3 separate regions of the Homo sapiens genome follow, and all the other regions are linked to region 3. A link is a loop called in an ENCODE intact Hi-C map of the cell type or tissue named here. Cell type or tissue: heart left ventricle. All regions are shown on one strand. Links, peaks and the distances in the headings refer to the core of each region. The heading gives the core; the rest is flanking DNA. Region 1 holds the start of MIR193BHG (MIR193b-365a host gene). Region 2 overlaps MRTFB (myocardin related transcription factor B). Region 3 overlaps PARN (poly(A)-specific ribonuclease).

Evidence for each region. A loop is a pair of places that touch in the nucleus more often than their neighbours do. Peaks named below come from ENCODE experiments on the same cell type or tissue, not always from the same donor. Only the 100,000 strongest peaks of a DNase experiment are listed, where the experiment ranks them.
Region 1: a loop joins it to region 3, with 14 times the contacts of the local background. A loop is called at or near these places in 97 of 110 quality-filtered maps.
Region 2: it touches region 3 in a loop (8-fold over the local background); 71 of 110 quality-filtered maps call a loop at or near these places.

Annotation. Positions count from the first base shown.
Region 1 is chr16:14,297,612-14,304,397 of GRCh38, forward strand. MIR193BHG (MIR193b-365a host gene) reads left to right here and starts at 3,770. Exons shown (of 2, transcript NR_170633.1): 1 at 3,770-3,920. It overlaps MIR193B (microRNA 193b), which reads left to right and starts at 6,356; the gene lies at 6,356-6,438. RefSeq lists silencers at 4,414-4,903, 5,188-5,348, 5,254-5,493, 6,447-6,496. In heart left ventricle, for the core only: a CTCF peak has its summit at 3,391 (motif pointing right); DNase peaks (open chromatin) are centred at 3,440, 4,560 and 5,020; H3K4me3 peaks cover 2,606 bases; H3K27ac peaks cover 2,326 bases.
Region 2 is chr16:14,245,556-14,252,341 of GRCh38, forward strand. It overlaps MRTFB (myocardin related transcription factor B), which reads left to right. Exons shown (of 17, transcript NM_001308142.2): 11 at 1-105; 12 at 918-1,952; 13 at 3,371-3,526; 14 at 6,307-6,468. Among named protein-coding and RNA genes, the nearest start is that of TRT-CGT2-1, 37 kb to the right of the region's middle. RefSeq lists an enhancer at 1-803. In heart left ventricle, for the core only: CTCF peaks have their summits at 4,163 (motif pointing right) and 4,366; no DNase peak of the experiment used is centred there.
Region 3 is chr16:14,525,151-14,531,936 of GRCh38, forward strand. The region is part of intron 21 of PARN (poly(A)-specific ribonuclease); the gene reads right to left. It overlaps LOC107984865 (a long non-coding RNA gene), which reads right to left. Exons shown (of 2, transcript XR_001752089.3): 1 at 5,904-6,786; 2 at 5,427-5,767. Among named protein-coding and RNA genes, the nearest start is that of LINC03107, 100 kb to the left of the region's middle. In heart left ventricle, for the core only: a CTCF peak has its summit at 4,149 (motif pointing left); a DNase peak (open chromatin) is centred at 4,141; H3K4me3 peaks cover 318 bases; H3K27ac peaks cover 293 bases.

The sequences.
Region 1 (6,786 bases), core at 1,069-6,068, 230 kb before region 3:
GCAGTGAGCTGAGTTCGTGCCACTGCACTCCAGCCTGGGCAACAAGAGCGAAACTCAAAAATAAATAAATAAATAAATAAATAAATAAATAAATAAATAAATAACCACCAAAAAAACAAACTGTTCCAAGGATCCCTCTGGAAGCACCTATATTCCGCCATTGTCCCATGGCTAGCATCACCGTATGGCTATGGACTTGTGTGTCTGTTTTTAACAAGCCTACATTTGTTCAATCCAAGCATTTAAAACCTATTGTACAGGCCGGGTGCGGTGGCTCACGCCTGTAATCCCAGCACTTTGGGAGGCCGAGGCGGGTGGATCACAAGGTCAGGAGATTGAGACCATCCTGGCTAATACAGTGAAACCCCGTCTCCTGTAATCCCAGCATTTTGGGAGGCCGAGGCAGGCGGATAACGAGGTCAGGAGATCGAGACCATCCTGTAATACAGTGAAACCCCGTCTCCACTAAAAAATACAAAAAAATTAGCCGGGCGTGGTGGCAGGCGCCTGTAGTCCCAGCTACTTTGGAGGCTGAGGCAGGAGAATGGCGTGAACCCAGGAGGCGGAGCTTGTAGTGAGCCGAGATTGTGCCACTGCACTCCAGCCTGGGCGACAGTGAGACTCCGTCTCAAAATAATAAATAAATAAGTAAATAAAATAAAAATAAAACCAATTGTACAATACATTCTGTATGTTTGCTTGGGAAGTTTCTCATTGTGGGTATTTTGGGAGGCTCAGGAGGTGGCAGTAACTGGGCGCTGGTACCCTCCTGTCCTCCTTCCCCAGGCCCCAAGGAAAGCGCCCACAGGCGGGCAGGGCAAAGCCTGCGCCCACCCTCTCTGTGCGGGCCTGGGAGCCCAGAGTCCAAGACTTTCCCAGAGGCTGAGCACGGCTGCGGCCCTCCAGGGCTCCTTCTGCCTGGCGTGGCCGCTCCCTAGTTCTGGCTGGGGCCTTGGCATCGCCCTGGGGCTAGAAACCTGGATGCAGGTGGGGCTCCTTCCTGGGAGAAGGCCAGGGTGGGCCTCTGGGGCTTCCGGACCAAGAGCGGGCTGTTTTCCGGAGTCTGGCGGCGCTTCCACTGCTGAACTGGATTTCAGGCCGCCACTCGCTTGAGTCACGGGGAAGCCAAGCCAGGCCTGGCAAGGGCAGGCCTCAGAAGGATCCAGGGGGCACCTCTGAAGGGGATTTCAATTGCAAGATAAAGGTCGGGCCCTGGCTGCCTTTGGTGGCCTGGTTTTTCCTTCTGCACCTGATCCAGGTGTCCCAGAGCCCAGGCAGGGCCTGAACTGGAGAGATGAGGTGAGCTTCCAAAATCTTGTGGCTCAGGGCACAGATGTGGGTGGGGGCAGCACCTGGAGGCCCCCAAGGCAGCACTGCTGCAGCTATTTTAGTTCCCCAGAGGGGCCGGGCCTTTGCACATGCGGTGCCTGCTGCCCCGACTCGATCCCTCCCACCAGCCCTGTGTATTCTTTTTTTGAGACAGAGTCTCGCTCTGTTGCCTGGGCCGGAGTGCAATGGTGCGATCTCGGCTCACTGCAACCTCTTACCTTCTGGGTTCAAGCGATTCTCCCACCTCAGTTTCTGGCGTAGCTGGGATTACAGGCACGCGCCACCACGCCTGGCTAATTTTTGTATTTTTAGTAGAGACGGGGTTTCACCATGTTGGCCAGGCTGGTCTCCAACTCCTGACCTCAGGTGATCCTTGGCCTCCCAAAGTGCTGGGATCACAGGCGTGAGCCACTGTGCCCGGCCCCAGTGTTTTCCTTTTTCACAGTTTCAGCTCAGACATCCCATCCTCCAGGTGACAGCACCAAGCTCACCAATCACTGTTGCCATGTACTCCTACAGGTTGTCTGTCTCAGGCAATCCCGCTAAAAGTCCTATAAGGCAGGCCTTGTGACTCCTACTTTACCAAGGAGGAAACAGAGGCCCAGAGAGGCGAAGCAGTGCCCGGGGTCCCCCGAGCTGGCGACACGCAGCAGGGGGAGACACAGCCGCTCTCTTTCAATGCAGCTTGCAAGAAGAGCCGGTGAGGATACTGCAGGCTGGATGGAGACAACCCCTGCAGGAAGGGCCAGGGTAGGACACCCCCAGCCCAGCCTCGCTCTGTCGCGGTGCCCTGGACCATAACGGCAGCGAAGTGCTCACCTGTTGACTCAAGTCTTTCCCTGAGACGTCTAGTTCCTCAAGGGCAGGGACCTGTGCTGTTTACCACCTTAGCTCTGGGGGCTCTAGCAGCAGCTCTGTGCCTGGCACACAGAGGGCCAGCAGGTGTTAGTTCCATGAACAACTGACCTCTAAGCTTCAGTCTTTTGTTTTATTTTTTATTTTTATTTTTGAGACAGAGTCTCACTTTGTCGCCCAGGCTGGAGTGCAGTGGCACAATCTTGGCTCACTGCAGCCTTCGCCTCCCGGGATCAAGCCACTCTCCTGCCTCAGCTTCCCAAGTAGCTGGGACCACAGGTGCTCACCACCACACCCCATTAACTTTTTTGTATTTTTAGTAGAGACGGGGTTTCACCACGTTGTCCAGGCTGGTCTCAAACTTCTGACCTCAAATGATCCACCCGCCTCAGCCTCCCACAGTGCTGGGATTACAGGCATGAGCCACGGTGCCTGGCCTAGCCTCAGTCTTTCGATCTGGAAAATGGGTAAGTTCAGTAAGTTACTATTCTTCATGTGCTTAGGTCTCGGGGTGGGGGGGAATGGGGACTGTTATTATCAGTGATCAGCTGTTGCCTTTTGTGCTACATTTCCTCTCCAAGTTGCTATTGGAAAAACCATCCCAAGGTCCCCCGTGCCCCACCGACCCCGGGTCCAGAGTGAACACAGCCTTCCTTGCCTCCCCTAGAGCAAGGAAGAAATCCCTCCAGATTTCTGGAATTAAGGCCCAATGAGGAAAAGGGGACATGAGCAAGTCCTGTGCGTCGGCTGCAAGATAAGAAAGATGACCCATAATCCCAGCACTTTGGGAGGCCGAGGCGGGTGGATCACCTGAGGTCGGGGGTTTGAGACCAGCCTGGCCAACATGGTGAAACCCCATCTCTACTAAAAATACACAAATTAGCTGGGCATGGTGGCGCATGCCTGTAATCCCAGTTACTCTGGAGGCTGAGGCAGGAGAATCGCCTACACCTGGGAGATAGAGGTTGCAGTGAGCCGAGATCGCGCCACTGCCCTCCAGTCTGGGCAAGAGGAGTGAAACTCTGTCTCAAACAAAAAAAAAAAAAAGAAAAAGAAAGAAAGAGGATGGAGAGGGCAGGGACACCACAGGCAGAAGGAGAGGAGGCCAGCTCGCTCCCCTTGGCTGGGGTCCCTGGGACCTCCTCTGTGGCATCAGGACTGCCCGCTAAGTTGGGTGGTGTGTTTTATGAGCGTGACCTGTGTTGGCCAACAGAGGACAGCAAAATACATTTTTTATGATCCTGGGAGGTTCAGGCCAGTCACGTTTTCGCGCAGAGAGGCTGGGCGGTGGAGAGGGACAAGTCATGTCTCAGTTATGTGGATTCTCTTTGCGAAAGAGGGGCCACTTCTGCAATGGATTTGGGGGTCCCTGGGCAGGGGTGTGGGGGTGGGGGAAGATTTTAGGAAGGGGATGAGCTGCTGGGGGGGGGCATCTCCCTTACTGCGGGAAATGAAAAGTATTACAGCTATGGCTGGTGAGAGTGTCAGCACCAGAGGCCAGATCTTTGCCAGGTGGAGGGGACACCCTTGTGCCCTACCCCCAAGTTCCAGCACCTCTCCAAGAGCCCTTAGCCCCGGAAGCAGCAACAAAGTGACATTGGACTGGGGAGGAGGAAGCACAACTTTATTTTCTGGCCCGAAGCTGGGTTGGTATTTGGGGGAGTTCTTGGGAACACAGTGTGTCTGTGCAATTTCAACCCTGGGGGATCCAGGGGACTCCAGCCATTCCAGAGGAGGTGAGAGACCGTCATGGGGTGGGTGTAAGAGGCTTGGGGAACCTGCCTGATGCTGCTCCTACTTTTACTGTTTGTTCACGGGGGTTGTGTGTGTTTGTGCGGCGGGGGAAGCGGGGGGTGCTGAAAATTGGGGGAAGGGCCAAAAGCGCCAGCTGGCATTGGCACTGGGTGTTCCCGAAAGAGGGGGACAGACCGGGTCTGAATCTTCAGTGGATGCGCCCCTAGCTCCCGGATACCTCAAGCGCCTTTGGAGGACTCCAGCACGCCCCTCGGGAGGGAAGCCCGGCCTCGGTTCCGTCTGTGGGCTGCGGTGGTACTGGAAGTGGGGACTCTTTCCCCCTCCTCCGTGCCCCCTGTTTGAAGCACCCCGGGCTCTGCCCCCCGCCCCCAGGGTCGAGGCTGACGTCGCCGCCGCATTTCTAGGAATGCCCCTATCCGCTGACTATATTTGGCGAGCGTTTCTAGGAAGGCGCCCCCCCACCCCGGCCCCCGCCCCCACCCCCACCCCCACCCCCACCCCCACCCCCACCCGGGCGGGCGCGCTAGGCTTCCAGGCTCTCGCCCTCTCTGCCTGGCCGGGGAGGAGCCGCCCCGCCGCCTGGGCCGCTGCCGCCGCCGCCTCCCCAGCGCGGCCAACCCCGGGCCGGCCCAGCCCCCGCCCCGGGCCGGCCATAGGGCGCTGGGGGGTTGGGGGGGGCGGGGGCGCGGCTTTGTGGCGGCAGCGGACCGTGGAGGCCGGGTGCAGCCCCGTCGGCTGCGCGCTCTCTGCAGAAAAGGATTTTCTACGCTCCCCGCCCATCACTTGGATCTCGTCTGGGGAGGGGCGGATTTTTTTTCTGGAAGTACCCTTCTTCTCCACGGTGGAGGATTTAAGGCTGGGCTCCAATCGAGGCGGAGGCTGCAGGGCCCGCGGGGCGCCCCCCGCCCGGCGCACGCCTGCCCGGAGCCCGGGAAGGCGCAGCCCTGGGTGGGGGGGCCCGTGCACCCCCGGAGGCGGCAGCGGCGGTGAGTGCTCCCCTTCTTCCCGCCTGGCACCTTCCGCCAGCCAAGGCAGGGATCGCGGCAGGTGGGTGCCCAAGCCCCCAGGGCCGAAGGGGTGTGGGGCGGCTGTCTGCGGGGTGGATGGGAACGGGAGAGGGGAGGTGGCGGCGGGGGAGCGCGCGGTTCTCTCGGGACTCGGCGCGAGACGCTTGTCTGGGCTGCGATTGCCGCCGCTGCCGCCACCCCGGCTCCCCCTCGGACCCCTCCCCCGCTCCCCAGAGGGGCGTGTGAAGCCGGGAGGTAGGAAGGGGGCGAGGCCGCCCCCAGCCTCCCTAGTGCCTGGGCTTGGAAATTGACGAGGCGGTGGAGCGTCCGCGTCCCCGCCCCCACCCCGGAAAGCCCGCTCGGGAAACTGACTCGCTGCGTGACCCCGATCTCAATGCCGCGCGCGGAGCAGGCCGGCCGCGCCCGCCGCTCCACGTGCGCCCGAGCCCCGCTGGCATGGGCGGCGGCGCCTGCGGGGGCCGGGCCCCGGGGATCCCGGACTAGCCGGGAACCACCGTCCCCAGAGAGTTACCGCCGCCCCCTAAAGTTGTCAGCTCCCTCCCCCCGAGAAGCAGGCAGCCCTGGCGCGTTGGCTTTAGCTTCTGCAGGACGGGGGCAAAAAAACTAGGTTCCGGGGTGCGGAGCGGGGTGTCTGTGCCCGAGACAACACCAAGTTAGGAAAAAGAAGTTAGAAAAAAAAAGAAAAAGGCATTTTGATTTGGGGGTGGGGGGAGTGGCGTTTCTGGTTTCTCTTTGCTTCCAATCCCCACCAAGCGGAGCGTTGGAATGCGCCGCTTATGTCCTCTGAGGACACATCCATATTTATAATTTATTTTTAGGAGAAGTTGTGAAAAAGGGAGGGGGGTTAAAATGAGGAGAAAAGGTGCGTGGGGGAGTGGCCTTTCCAGAACCTAGAGGCTAATTAAGCTATTAAAATGGAAATCATTTCCCCCAACTTGGGCGCGCAGCAAATTTGACTTTAATGAGAGACGATTAAGGACACAAATAACCAAACTTTATTTAGCTGGAGATGGGGTGGGGGGAACTGTACGAGGCACCTCGGACACCCGATTTATCCGCTGCTAAGGGACGTTTGGGGCACCCCTCGTGTTGTCCGGGAAGCTTTTAGGCCTGTTTGCTGGGCGAGATTGGTGATTGCTCCGGGAGGGAAGAGACACCCCGGGATCAAGCGATCCTCTTGCCCTCAGCCATGGTGTGGCAAATGTCCCCTCCTCCCACAGCGACCCCCTGGCATTTTGGTGAGATGAACCGCCGCCCTGAGGGAACACCCAGTAACGATTCCTTCAGTGATCCCGGTTCTCCAAACTCTTGCCTCAAAGGCGGCCTGCCCCGGTGCTGTCAGCCGTGAATGGGGACTCACTTCTTGGGAAAAGAGGCTTTTGGAGGCTGTGGTCTCAGAATCGGGGTTTTGAGGGCGAGATGAGTTTATGTTTTATCCAACTGGCCCTCAAAGTCCCGCTTTTGGGGTCATTCTGGACAGCGAGGGACTCAGGCCCCGGCAGTCTCGGGAGGGTGAGGGCAGAGAGCTACCACCCCCAGGGAGCGCGTCCAAAACCCGGCTGGCGGGGGGGCGGGGAAAGAGGGGGAGGTTTGCTACTTTCCATAAAACTAAAAGGTCCCTTCGAGGGCGGTATTCTTATAAGTGTGTGTTCTCAGTTTGCCGAACCTACTGTGTTTTCCAAGGGCTTCTCTCCTTGGGAGGCCGAAAAACGATACAAGGAGGAGAAAGTACATTCCCCCTGACCACCCCCACAGTGGTTTAAGGGACAGTATTGGATTGGAAAGGAATTAGTAGGATGTCAATTGTGGCAAAGTGTTT
Region 2 (6,786 bases), core at 1,117-6,116, 280 kb before region 3:
GGGAATTCAGCTTTGAACAATGCCACACCTAACACACCAAGACAGAATACATCTACTCCTGTGAGAAAGCCAGGACCTCTGCCTTCTAGCCTGGATGACTTAAAGGTGACAATTGCAACTGGAGCTTATTCACCCCTAAGTACCACAAACATGTAAATGATTTGCCAGCGTTGTCTAGCAGACATTAAGTAGTTTTCAGTAGACATTCAACTTTACCAACAATATGATAATCTTTATAAAAGGTATTTTCTTTTTACTTCCACTAAGTTTTCTTGTAAAACAACCAATAACTGTCATTTACTGAGTGTGTACCTTGTGCAGGCACCTACCAGTTCTGCTGGATTCCAGAGGCTGTGATTTTTTTCTTCCCTGCTCAATGCCAAGTTTGGGAAAAGCAGGAAAATGTAACAGTTAAGAATATGAGCTCTAGGGCCAGCCTTTTTAGGTTTCTACCACAGCTCAGCCTTCTATTATCTGTGGTACCTTCAGTGAGTGCTTCAGCCTCTCTCTTCTTTGCCTCCCGATCTGTAAAATGGGAAGAATAATGATACGGACACCTCATGGGGTCGTGTGAAGATGAGTGGAAAGAGTAGAGCATTTCCAAAAGTGTCTTGCACAAGGCAACTACTCAATAAATGCAGCTGTATCATCATCATAATTCCTGGTAGTATCTCTCTGCTTTGACGTAAAAGCGGAATTACCCTCTAAAAACCCTTACCGTATCACTGGCTCCTCAAGTGCTTCTAGTCTGTAGTTATCTGTTTCTGTGTGCTTAAATATAAAACCAGTTCTACTTTCAGGTGTGCCGTAACGCAGAGTTGTCTGACAGACATAGGCACCTTTCCCATCACAAAAGCGTACTGTAGATTTGCCAGAAAGCTCTAATACTAAGATATCTGCTTTGTTTGTACCTCCAGGTATCAGAACTGAAGACAGAACTGAAGTTAAGGGGTCTGCCAGTGTCAGGCACCAAACCGGACCTCATTGAGCGCCTAAAACCCTACCAGGAAGTGAACAGCAGCGGCCTTGCTGCTGGGGGCATCGTGGCAGTGTCATCATCAGCCATTGTCACCAGTAACCCAGAAGTCACTGTGGCCTTGCCGGTTACAACACTACACAACACTGTGACTAGCTCAGTCTCTACTCTCAAGGCAGAATTGCCACCTACAGGAACCAGCAACGCAACCCGTGTGGAAAATGTTCATTCCCCTCTGCCCATTTCACCATCTCCCTCCGAACAGTCCAGTCTCAGTACTGATGACACAAACATGGCAGACACTTTCACCGAGATTATGACCATGATGTCGCCTTCACAGTTCTTGAGTTCATCTCCTTTGAGAATGACAAATAATGAAGACAGTCTGAGTCCCACCAGCAGCACTCTGTCAAACCTGGAACTGGATGCAGCCGAAAAGGATCGCAAGCTTCAGGAGAAAGAGAAGCAAATCGAAGAGCTGAAGAGGAAACTGGAACAAGAGCAGAAGCTCGTGGAAGTGCTGAAAATGCAACTTGAGGTTGAAAAACGAGGGCAGCAGCAGCGGCCCCTGGAAGCCCAGCCCAGTGCCCCAGGTCATTCTGTCAAGTCAGATCAGAAGCACGGCAGCCTTGGCTCCTCCATCAAAGATGAGGCCTCACTCCCTGACTGCTCCAGCTCCAGGCAGCCCATCCCAGTAGCCAGCCACGCTGTAGGCCAGCCCGTCTCTACAGGTGGCCAGACCCTTGTTGCCAAAAAGGCTGTAGTTATCAAGCAAGAGGTCCCTGTGGGCCAGGCAGAGCAGCAGAGTGTCGTCTCGCAGTTTTATGTGAGTTCCCAGGGACAGCCACCGCCTGCTGTTGTTGCTCAGCCCCAGGCTTTACTGACCACGCAGACTGCTCAGCTGCTGCTCCCAGTGTCCATCCAGGGCTCGAGTGTCACCTCAGTGCAACTCCCTGTAGGCAGCCTCAAACTCCAGGTGTGAAGTGTGTCTTCTAACTACTTTGCCTTACAGCATGCATGGAATGCAAACCCTGCTAAGGAAGGCACCATACCTGAGCTCTTCCATAAATGCGTCCAGAGCAGACCCCACGGAGAAAACGTATGCATGTGTGAGAGGGTTATTCAGAAATCTGAATATCTAGCACTGTTTTTATATAGTGAAAAAAACACAGGATGCTTTTCTAGTCCTGTTACCTTTTCCCTTGAATGAACACAGTATCATCCATGCAGACATTTTTTTACACACCAGTGACGTGATCATTGTGATCATAGTCTGCCGCTGAGCACTTTCTGGCAAGGCACAGCATCTAGTACTTTAAATGGCCGGCTTCACTTAATCCTCCCTTCTCCTAGAAGATCTAAGTGATACCACCCATCTCTGGATAAGGACGCTGAGGCCTAGGAGTACTCAGGGAGTTCCCCCAAGGATGGAGCTGGCATTTAAACCCAGGTGTTCTGCCCGCAGAGCCTTTATTCTTATGCCCATTCTTATATTCTGCCTCCCACATTTAGTTCTTGAAAGTCACTGCTTATATGAAGATGTCTAAACTAAGGAAAACATGACCACAAATTTAGGAGTGAGGATGTAATTGAAAGAGATGAGAAAACACTGATGAGCATGAAATTCCCTTTTGTGCGTACATAACCTATGTATTTACCGTGTCATGCAGTTTTGGTAAGTTTTCACCAAACATGGAGCACGAGTGAACAAGAAACCATTTGAAGCAGTGCTCCTCAGCCTCGACACCCAAATACCTGAAACAGGCGAGAGGAATCATCTCGTACCCCTGTGGTTAGGAGGCAGGGCCCACAGACCCTTTGGCAGATGCAAAAATTCTGATTCCTCTGTTTTATCTTTAGGGTATCTGTGAAATTGAAAGTCTATTCCATAATAAATCCTTAAATTTTTTGGTCCAAATCTTCCATTGCTGTAGTAGAAACGAGAACCGTGTTTTTATCCTTGGGTCTGAGGGCGCCCTGGCCCCATTGCTGGCTCTCCCTAGGGAATGCACACACCGCTTGCAAGCAGCAATTGGGACAGTTAGGTCTCACGAGTTGCCTTGCTGTTATTCAAGTATTACAGTACCTGAGCTATTATGTGTAGAACTGCCTTAGGTTCTTATTATTTCCATTTCCATTTTCTCAAAATTTTCAAATGAAAAATCTTAGCTACTTAGGAATAATAAGAGCATGCAGTGACTGGTCTGATGTTTCCCTCTCTGGTTTAGAATCATTAAAGTTCAGATTTCTGTGCAGATGAAGTGTGTATCTGTAACCTTGGTCTTATTTCATTTAGATACAATCCCCAAGTGACCAGTGATTCTACACCTAAGTTCTGATTTCTAACTTTGATTCTGACAATTAAATTGATGTTTTTTTCAATTCACCTCCTAGACTTCACCACAAGCAGGAATGCAGACTCAGCCTCAGATAGCAACTGCTGCACAAATACCAACTGCTGCCTTGGCCTCAGGCTTGGCCCCAACTGTACCTCAGACACAAGACACGTTCCCGCAGCATGTGCTCAGTCAGCCTCAACAAGTCAGAAAGGTTTGTAAATGCCAAGGAGCAATAGAATGTCGCTGATTTTTACCATCCTCCGATCATCCATTCAACAAGCATCTTTGTAAACGCCCTGGGAAGTTCCTGTTCATTCTTTTCTGTGATCCATCTCCCATAGAATGAGCCTTAGGTCAGATGCCATTTGGCTGCAGATTTCCCAGTTATTTGGAATGGAGAAAGACCTTTTCATTACTGAAAGATAGCTCGCCTTCGCAGTTAACCCCTTTTCCAAGGGAAAGTTTCAAAAGTATTTGTTTTCAATCCTCATATATTAAATTTACTGAATTTTAAAATAAATGTTTTCAAATTAAACATACTGTGGAAAAAAAGATATGCTGTTCCCTTGGAAAAGGTATTTGAAGATGAAAAAGATACTCCCAAAATGTTTATGCTGAGTAAGATCTTGAAATACATTTGTAAGACTTTGCCATCTCAGATTAAGAGCCCAGAAGGTCTTATCAATTCCAGTTCACCATTGCCTAGGTGTTTGGCCTCATGCAGAATTCACTTACCTTCTCTGAGAGTCAGTTACCTCATCTTTAAAATGAAGTTGGTGGTCTAGGATTCAGTGTCCTCTACACAAATAACTACCAAAAAAATTCTCCCGCATTCCCCGGTAGCCAGTAGGTGGAGCTATGTGCACATCTCCTTGCCAGAAAAATCTTATGCCTCAAAAATAGGTCTTACTCTTTTAAACCTTGAAAATTATTAATCCCAGAGTTTTACTCTTCAACATGAAAGAACCCAGGTAATGAGTTGTGCCTGTGATCTGCCTCAGGATAGTGTGAACTGTCTGGGTGAAACCAGCTTTGGGGACAGCTGCAGTCACATGTAACACGTGTGCTGCTTCAGAATCTCCTCTGCGAGAGGAATCATGGTTGTATGTTACTGAGTTTGGGGAAAGCTCGAAATACCATTTTAGTGTAATTAAAAGCTTAGTAAATGTTCCAATGTTAAGACAATTTGTTTTAGGGAGGAAAGGAAAAAATAATATGTAGATAGGATAAATAAGGGCTTTTTCACTAAGTCTGTAAACACTAGAATTAGGAATCATTACTTCTAGTTTAAAGGAAGTAATTTTTTACCAAATTTAAGGAAAATTAATTTTTTCAAATAGGAGTATATTTACAGAACTCATCACCATGGAGATTGTACTGTTTGAGGTATATACACATAGACTTTCCTGCTTATGAAATACAGAGGTTTTTTAGAATATTAGTGGTATAGAACGTGTTAAGTATTTTTGAGCAAACCAAGTTCTATGAAATACAGTTACAATATCAGCAGTATGGCCACATATTTGTAAAAGACCCTAAAACTTGTGGCTCTTGATGGAGGTGCTAAACAAAACATTTTGGAGTTCCACAGCAAGAAGTTCTCACCTTTGCCTGTTGGAACAGAAAACAGCCTCTCCAAAGGGGACCAGTTTTACATGGGGCCTTGCTTGTATTTGAAGACATTTTCAAGAAACTGGAAAATTGAGTGTGACCACAGCAGGTTGAGGTTTTAGGTAGGATGGAAAGGGGGCCAGGTAGTAAGAAGCTTACATGCCAGCCAAAGATTAGGGTTTTACCCAAATCAGGAGAGCCAAGGAGTGTGGTAGGGGCCATGCCTTGAGAACACGTTGTGGCAGGGGGTCTATGCCGCAAGGCTGCTGCAGAATCCCTGTGATAGATAGTGAAGGCCAGGCGCAGGACAGCAGAGAGCAGAGGCAGATTCAAGCGGCGTCGCTGAGATGTGTGAACACTGAGGGAGAAAGCAGAGTTGACTGATAGTCCTATTTACCTAAGTTTTAAAAAAAGCAGAACCAAGAATTATTTTCCCTCAGAAGCTGAGAGGCAGGGGGTAATGGGAAAAAGGAGAAAAATCGTTTGGAATATTTTAAATTTGAGATACCTAAGATGATGATGTAAGTGGCTTTGACGCCTGGGAGCAAGGTTGGAAGTAGAGCAGTGGCTTGGGATTATTAGCTTAGTCATGGCCATTGAAGACTTGAGAGTAGGCCGGGCGCGGTGGCTCAAGCCTGTAATCCCAGCACTTTGGGAGGCCGAGGCGGGTGGATCACGAGGTCAGGAGATTGAGACCATCCTGGCTAACAACAGTGAAACCCCGTCTCTACTAAAAATACAAAAAATTAGTTGGGTGTGGTGGCGGGCGCCTGTAGTCCCAGCTACTTGGGAGGCTGAGGCAGGAGAATGGCGTGAACCTGGGAGGCGGAGCTTGCAGTGAGCCGAGATCGCACCACTGCACTCCAGCCTGGGTGACACAGCAAGACTCCGTCTCAAAAAAAAAAAAAAAAAAAAAAAGACTTGAGAGTAGATGAGCCCACCTTAGAGAGGAATAGAAGAAATTCAGCTATCATTTAAGAGGAGAATTATAAAGAGCAAGCACTGTTTTTCCACAAAGCTCTGTCTGTACCACCATCAAAGGCAAGTTACTGCGTAAAGGGACCACATATGCTCGAAAATAGGGGTAAGCAAACCCTGGCCTGTGGGCCAAATCTAACCCACCACCTGTTTGTATGGATAAAGTTTTATTGGCACACAGCCACACCCATTTATCCATGTACTGTCTGTGGCTGCTTTCAGGCTGCAATGGCAGAGCCAAGTGGTAACAACAGAGGCCAGGTGACCCACAAATCATAAGCTATATACTCTGCAGCCCTTTACAGAAAAAGTTTGCTGACCCCTGTCCTAAAACATGGTTTTCTTTACTTCATTAAGAAAAGCCAAAGAACAAATTAATGGAGAAACATTTATTCATTACAGGTTTTCACAAACTCAGCATCATCAAATACAGTTCTTCCATATCAGAGACATCCTGCCCCAGCTGTCCAGCAGCCCTTTATCAATAAGGCCTCCAACAGTGTTCTTCAATCCAGAAATGCTCCGCTTCCATCCCTGCAAAATGGACCTAACACACCCAACAAGGTAACCCTGTGAGGCTTGTGTGTCAGTGACAGTGCCGCAGGGGCATCAAATCATTCCAAAGCCTAGTGCTTTGGGCTTGGAGTGACTAATGTTAATGGGATAAAATTGTTGAAAATACAGTGATAACTTGTGAAGGAGGAGCTCAGCTATTATCACAGTGAAGATGATCGTTCGCACATAAGGTGGCCACCAGTGCTGTCAGCCTCACAGGTGCTTAAAAGAACCTGCTCATGAATTCCCTGATTTGGCCACTACATAGAGAACAGCAGAGCCGAGTCTAGCCAGGAAAAGAGAGGTTTATTGCCAAGAGGTAATGTG
Region 3 (6,786 bases), core at 1,232-6,231:
AAGATCCGGATTAAGTTCTTAAGCTAGTAAATGCGCCTCTCTACAGATGAGGAAGTAAATGCATCAAAGGATAAAGGCTGTTCCCCAAGAAATGAAACAGATGACTCCCTCCCACCTGAAAGATAAGGATGTCTCTGGAAAACTCAGGATGCCTAGTTTGAAGTTGTCCAAGACTCATCAGTTTCCAGCACTTAATACTGATGTGGTATTTTGTAACCCTCAATGCAGCGGTCACAGAAGGGACAACCCTTCTATGATGGCAAGGCAGGGAACCCAATTATTCCCAGACCAAGGTGGGGTGCACAAACATTCCATTCAAATGAAGGTCAGCACAGCAAGCAAACAGGGACCATGAATCAAGCTTCCAGGAGATGAGGGAAGGCAATGGCATGGAGGCTGTGTGCTCTGCTGGGACACAGGACCCTTCCCTCAGCCTGTCCCTCCTGTTCATGGCACCCTCTCTTCATTATCACCTACCTGCAAAGGGGCCCTGCAAGCCTATGACAGAGCCGCTCAGTGAATCCAGAGATTCAGTTCACTCAACAGACCTAAAAAGCAACACTCTCCTTAATTGTAGGCTCCACCAGGAAAAGACTATACTGTTATTTGCACAGAGGTGAAAAGAAAGATTGCCTAATAGGAAGGACACTGAGTGTTCTCACCATGATTTCAACCAAATTTTCTTTTTCTTTTCTTTGAGATGGAGCCCAAACTGTAGTGTACAGTGGTGCGATCCTGGCTCACTGCAACCTCCACCTCCCGGGTTCAAGCAATCCTCCAACCTCAGCCTCCCGAGTAGCTAGGATTACAGGTGTGCACCACCAGGCCCGGCTAATTTTTTTTGTATTTTAGAGGCGGGGTTTCACCATGTTGGCCAGGCTGGTCTCAAACTCCTGACCTTAAGTGATTCGCCCACCTCAGCCTCCCAAAGTGCTGGGATTACAGGCATGAGCCACCACCTATAACCAAATTTTCTACATGTTACTTTTCCCAAGAACTTGCCAAAAGAATTAAATAAATCATCCACTGTTTTTTTTTTTTTTTGAGACGGAGTCTTGCTCTGTCACCCAGGCTGTAGGGCAGTGGTGCGATCTCGGCTCACTGCAAGCTCCGCCTCCCGGGTTCACGCCATTCTCCTGCCTCAGCTTCCCAAGTAGCTGGGACTACAGGTGCCTGCCACCACGCCTGGCTAATTTTTTTGTATTTTTAGTACAGATGGGGTTTCACCATGTTAGCCAGGATGGTCTCAACCTCCTGACCTCGTGATCCACCCACCTCAGCCTCCCAAAGTGCTGGGATTACAGGCATGAGCCACCGTGCCCGGCCTCATCCACTGTTTTTACTCAGCTCCCATCTCAGGCCGCTTCCTTCTAAAGGGGCCAAGATGCAAGTTAATAAGCAGCTGAAATGAACAGGCTGGCAAAGTAAACCATACATCCCTGGTTTTCCCAAACCTCATCACACAAAGGAAAAGTCAAGGGTGTAATCCACAATAAGGAGATTCATCTGCAGAAAATAAACTATCAAGAAAAGAAAAAAGCAACATCATCTTCAATTAAAGTCAAATTCAACAGTTGTAGCCATCCTATGTCTCCATTTGCCTAACTATCCAGTACTTGGAGCCGTCCACGGTCACTGTGCCAGGGTTAAAGTTGGGCCAGGAGTGGCCGGGCCTCCCTGCAGCCAGCCCATTTTTGTGGCATTTCTCTTGTCAGGCAAGAACCAGAATGACTCTCCTGAAGCTCTGAGGTGAGTACCTCTCCTTTAAAAGCAAATAAAAAGTAGACAGCCCAGAAATCCTCTTCCTAATGGCTTTGGGTCAAACACCCTGGTGAAGAAAGGAAGGCAGAGAACAACAAACACTCCAGTCTTGCAGCTATATTCTATAAAGTCTCCATTGTTAAATAAAATGTATAGAGGTCAATGGTTTGGACTGAGCTCCTGCACTAGGCCCAACAGACCTAACTGAAATGGAGTCACTCTTAAAGTTCCATGTCACCAAGCTGAAACTAATTTCTCTATATGACCTTGTGGGGAATCCAAATGAGAGTAAACAGCTGAATCTCCAAACAAGCCAGTTTTACCTGACGACATGATAAATTGAGTTCCCTCTGCTTTAACCTTTACAAGGAAAGCAACTATGAAATGACCAATCTGCTTTTTGTTTTCTGTTTCTGCTTTCTTCAACCCTTCTCTATCTATAAAACCAACCTCCTCTGCCCAGCTCATTGGAACGCTCATTCTATTTTATGGAATGAGTTGTTGTCCCATTCCAGAACTGCAAATAAAGCCAATCAAGATTTTTAAACAAAATCTGTCATAATTTTTTTCTTTTTGACGTCATGAAAGCTGAATTAGCAAATGCTGAGTCATTGTTTCTAGGGAAATACAAGATTAGGGTCCTACAAACCTCTGATCACATGTTCATCAACCGATCAATATATTATCTTGTTTTATGTGTGTTTCTGTTTAAAGACATCTTAGTTAATATACTGTTGATTCATTAACACTGAACTCATGGCCAAGAGCACTTTAACTCATGTGTGAACAAAGCTCATCTAACACGTGTTTTCTCTGTAAGGCACCTCACATCCTTCTTGCATTCAGGAACACTGGGTATCCCTCTAACACTATGCTTTGGGGTCATTTTCAACAGCAAAATCACTAATAAAAAGGACAAAAATTCAAAACAAAAAACTGGCACTAAAAGCCTGTGAAAAGGAGCCGTGTTTACAGCCCAAGAGCAGAAACTGGAAGGCAGAGTGCAGTCTCCTTCAGCTTTGGCTGGAAGCACATGTTGGGCAATACAAAATTTTCCCAACCTGCATATCCCTGGGGATGACCACAAAAGCACGTGAAAACTGAATTGTGGGTTACAAAAAATTGAATATCTGAATTCACAAATACAGAATCTGTGAATAATGAGGACTGACTGTATTTTTAAAACCATGCCCAAACCAGCTGCTCAAACTGAGTGTCAGAATAAATCCATAGCCCTAATGAGTACAACTTCACCTTACAGCAAACTTCTCCTGTGCCTGTGGAATTCTCACATTCCTTATGAACCTACTCAAAAGTTAACCTCTGTAACAGAAAGCTGCTCTAGTAACTACTGAAGTGGGACCCCCACAAGAGGCTCCAAAGGAGACCCCTGACTGCACTGATAAGAGATTAATTAGAACGGCAACCCAACTGTAGGAAGCCATGGGAAAGAAAAGGAAAGACAACTAAAAATCATTCTGGCAGCAGGTTTTGTCTCTTGTTTAAAAGGTACAGACAGGTGAAGACCTGCAAGTCACTTAGGGCAACAAACATGGCCCTACCTGAGGGACATGCTGTCATTTTGCAAGCCGATCATACAAACACCAAGAGCTTCACACTCACACAGTCTCCATGATGCAGCAATACATCTTTTTTACAAACTTGACTCTGTGATATTTTATTGTCTGGATTTCTGAATAGACTGATGTGGGGGGGAAAGTGGACATTTACCGAGCAGCTAATGCCAGGCACTATGTCGAGAACTTTACCTTCATAACCTCACTGAATTCTCCCCAGCCTGGTAAAATGAATTTTCTCTTCTCCACTTTAACCTCTGGAGCTAAGGACTCAGGTTACATCAAACACCACCGATTTTATTTCCTTCAAGCGGCTAAAATAACTCGAGAGATTGTTTGGATATTTCAACTAGTTGAGTATTCAATTAATCACTTTAATTACTAATGATTACTTTATAAGTATTTCTTATAAACTGGATTCATGAGTTTTCCTCTAGGTAGAGATCTTTCCCTGCAAGAAACGAGAGAAAAAACATTTTCTCTTTACAGAAACTTCTCTCATCTCTAGTCATAATTCTTTAACTGTTTCATGGAAGACTGGACACAGATCAAGCAGCACTCAGCAGACATCTTCGCCCTGACTCCTATAAAAGTGTCACTTCACCGTGAGTGCAAAGGTGGCCCTGAGCGAGTGCCTAACCAAGGCCCCTCTGCCAGGCTTCTCCAGCTCCGGACTCTAAAGGCTTCCCCACAACTACAGGAGAGGTACGCTGTCGAATCCGAATGCTAAGTCTGTCCACATTACTTAGCATGAATAAGCATTTCAATGTTTTACTTGGCGTTGGAAAGGTAGATTGGTTGCCAGCACGACAGCACCACCTTCTGGTTGGTGAAAAGGAATTAAGATACAAAGTCACATCTGGAGCATTTCAAGTTTTGTAAGCCAGATGGATGGCAAAGTTGAAAATCTAGTTTCCATAAAATCCGAACAATGTCAGTAGCAATTAAACACCCTCACAGATCAGTAATGGAATAGTAACTGTAGGTCACTACTGGCTACTGCTCCACTTCTGGGCACACTGCAGCCACTTCCAGCCTCTCAGCCCTGACATTGAAGCCCACTGCGCCCTATGAAAGAAATTCCTTATCATGTCATCAGAGTCACATCCATCCCCCTGGCTGTGCAAAAAGGTTCTCTGCTGTTCACAAAGTCCAAATTTGATGGCCAGCAATAAAGTATCAGACACTGGCCCAACAACCACTCCCACTGGTACTCGTTGGCAGGTAGGGAGTATCGTCCTCTGATGGTTCTAACGAGGACTATCATCCTCTTATGGAGCCCATGAGGACTCGGCATCCCCTTCCTGTTCCCCTCAAGCATGGGACTCCTTGGTAGACTGTGCTGGAGAAGGATCTTGAGTGTGAGGTCCAAATGGGGCTTCCTCCTATAGGTGATACCATCCCTACAGAAATCCAGAAATCCAGACCACGAGACCCCATCATGACAGCTGCAAGAGGCCTCTGAACTCTAAACGATTCCTTAATCTCAGCTTCCAAGAGACCCCAGCAGCTGGTTTCCAGGCCTGCCTTCTTCAATGCAGTGGCCCCATCCACTTGTCAAATGGCCCTTGGGTGTCAGACTCTTCCTGATTCTGCTCATCAGGTAAGCTATTCATCCTGCTCCCTCAAGGAGAGCCAAGCAAGGTGGACAGAGAGAGGACTGTGCTTTAATCACGACATCCTTCTCTTGGTGAGCAGCACAGAAGTCTCCTCCAGACCTGTGGAGACCACAGGGTGAAGGAATGAGCATTTCTTCCTGAAGCTGTCCACAGGAATCCCAAGCCCCAGGCTACTCTAGAGAGAGGCAGCACCTGAGGAGGGAGAGCTCTGCCAGTTACCTCTGCTTCCCCCCAGCCCACCAACACCCGCCACAGTGCTTTGCACACCTGGAAAAGAGTAATTCTTCTTTAAATGAGGACTTTAATCTGTGTTTCTCCTGAAGTGCCTGAGTTCAAACTCTGTTTACCATAACCCTCAACAAGAAATCCATGTGCATTATAACCCAGTACACACACATACATCTGTACGTACAGAACCCTGAAAAAAAGGTTACATTAAAAAAAAAAAACTATATTATATAAGACACACTGACATTTTCTAACTTCTTCCATTTTATTAAAAATGCTGGTCACCATTCATTCAAATGACTTCACAACCCAGTGAGGGAGTGCAACCCTCACTGGGTGAACACTGTCGTAAACTTCCGCCTTCGTTCATCACTCTGTTGGGTGCCATGCTCCTCTCTCTTCTCGGCTATCCCAGAATTGGCCCCTTCCCAAGGACTGTACCAGGGCATCTCCTCAAAGCCCTCTCCAGCTCTGTGCCAGCACCATTCCAAATGCCAAGGATGTAGAATAATGACTAAGATGTAGCCCCCATGCAGAGAAGCCAAGTCTACTGGGTGGGACAGACTGACATTGCCTCTTCCTCTGAAGACAAAAACACTTGTTATCTGTATTCATTCATTCATGCATGCATTCATTCATTCATCCATCCATCCATCCATCCATCCATCCATCCCCCACCTTGACTCACTCCCACATCATTGTGGAAACAACAGCTTACATTTGTCAAAAGGCAGGCCAGGCGTGGTGTCTCATGCCTGTAATCCCAGCACTTTGGGAGGCTGAAGCAGGCAGATCACTTGGAGTTTGAGAACAGCCTGTCCAACAGAGTGAAACCCCATCTATATCAAAAAATACAAAAATTAGCCAGGCGTTGTGGTTAGTGCCTGTAGTCCTAGCTACTCAGCAGGCTGAGGCAGGAGAATTGCTAGAACCCAGAACGCAGAGGTTGCAGGGAGGCAGAGGTTGCAGTGAGGTGAGATCACACCACCGCACTCCAGCCTGAGTGACAGCACAAGACTCCATCTCAAAAAAAAAAAACAGATGAATCCATCTAATAGGGTTTCCTTTTTCACAATCTGTTTGTCAAGGGATAATTTTCATGAACTCTAAATTAGGAACTAAAGTGCACTGTCACTGATTCTTGGAAGCCAATGGCCCATTTATTACCCTATGTAGCATTTATAGATGTGGCAGGTTCCCAGATAAATTCAATTTGGCCTCAGCCTCTTAGAAAAGGCTGTGAACTAGAGTACATGCAAAGACTAACCTTCTACCATGCTTAAAAATACATAGAAACTGTTTGGGTACGTCCGTCAATTTCATCTACTTTTGACTTTGTGCTACCATGCCATCCTACACACATGGGAAAGAGTGCCATGAGGGTGCCCCCCCAGACAACAACCATGCTTTCCAAGGGCAGCTCTATTTGGTTGACCAACTTCGTACTCAATACTTGGAAATTCTTTCAAAAGCCCCAGACTTCTCAATGAAAACTGGTTAGATGTAATATTTTATTTTAAAACTTGTATTCAACCTGGCCAAGATAGCAAGATCCCATTTCTTTAAAAAAAAAAAAAAAAAGGCAGGCATGGTTGCATGCA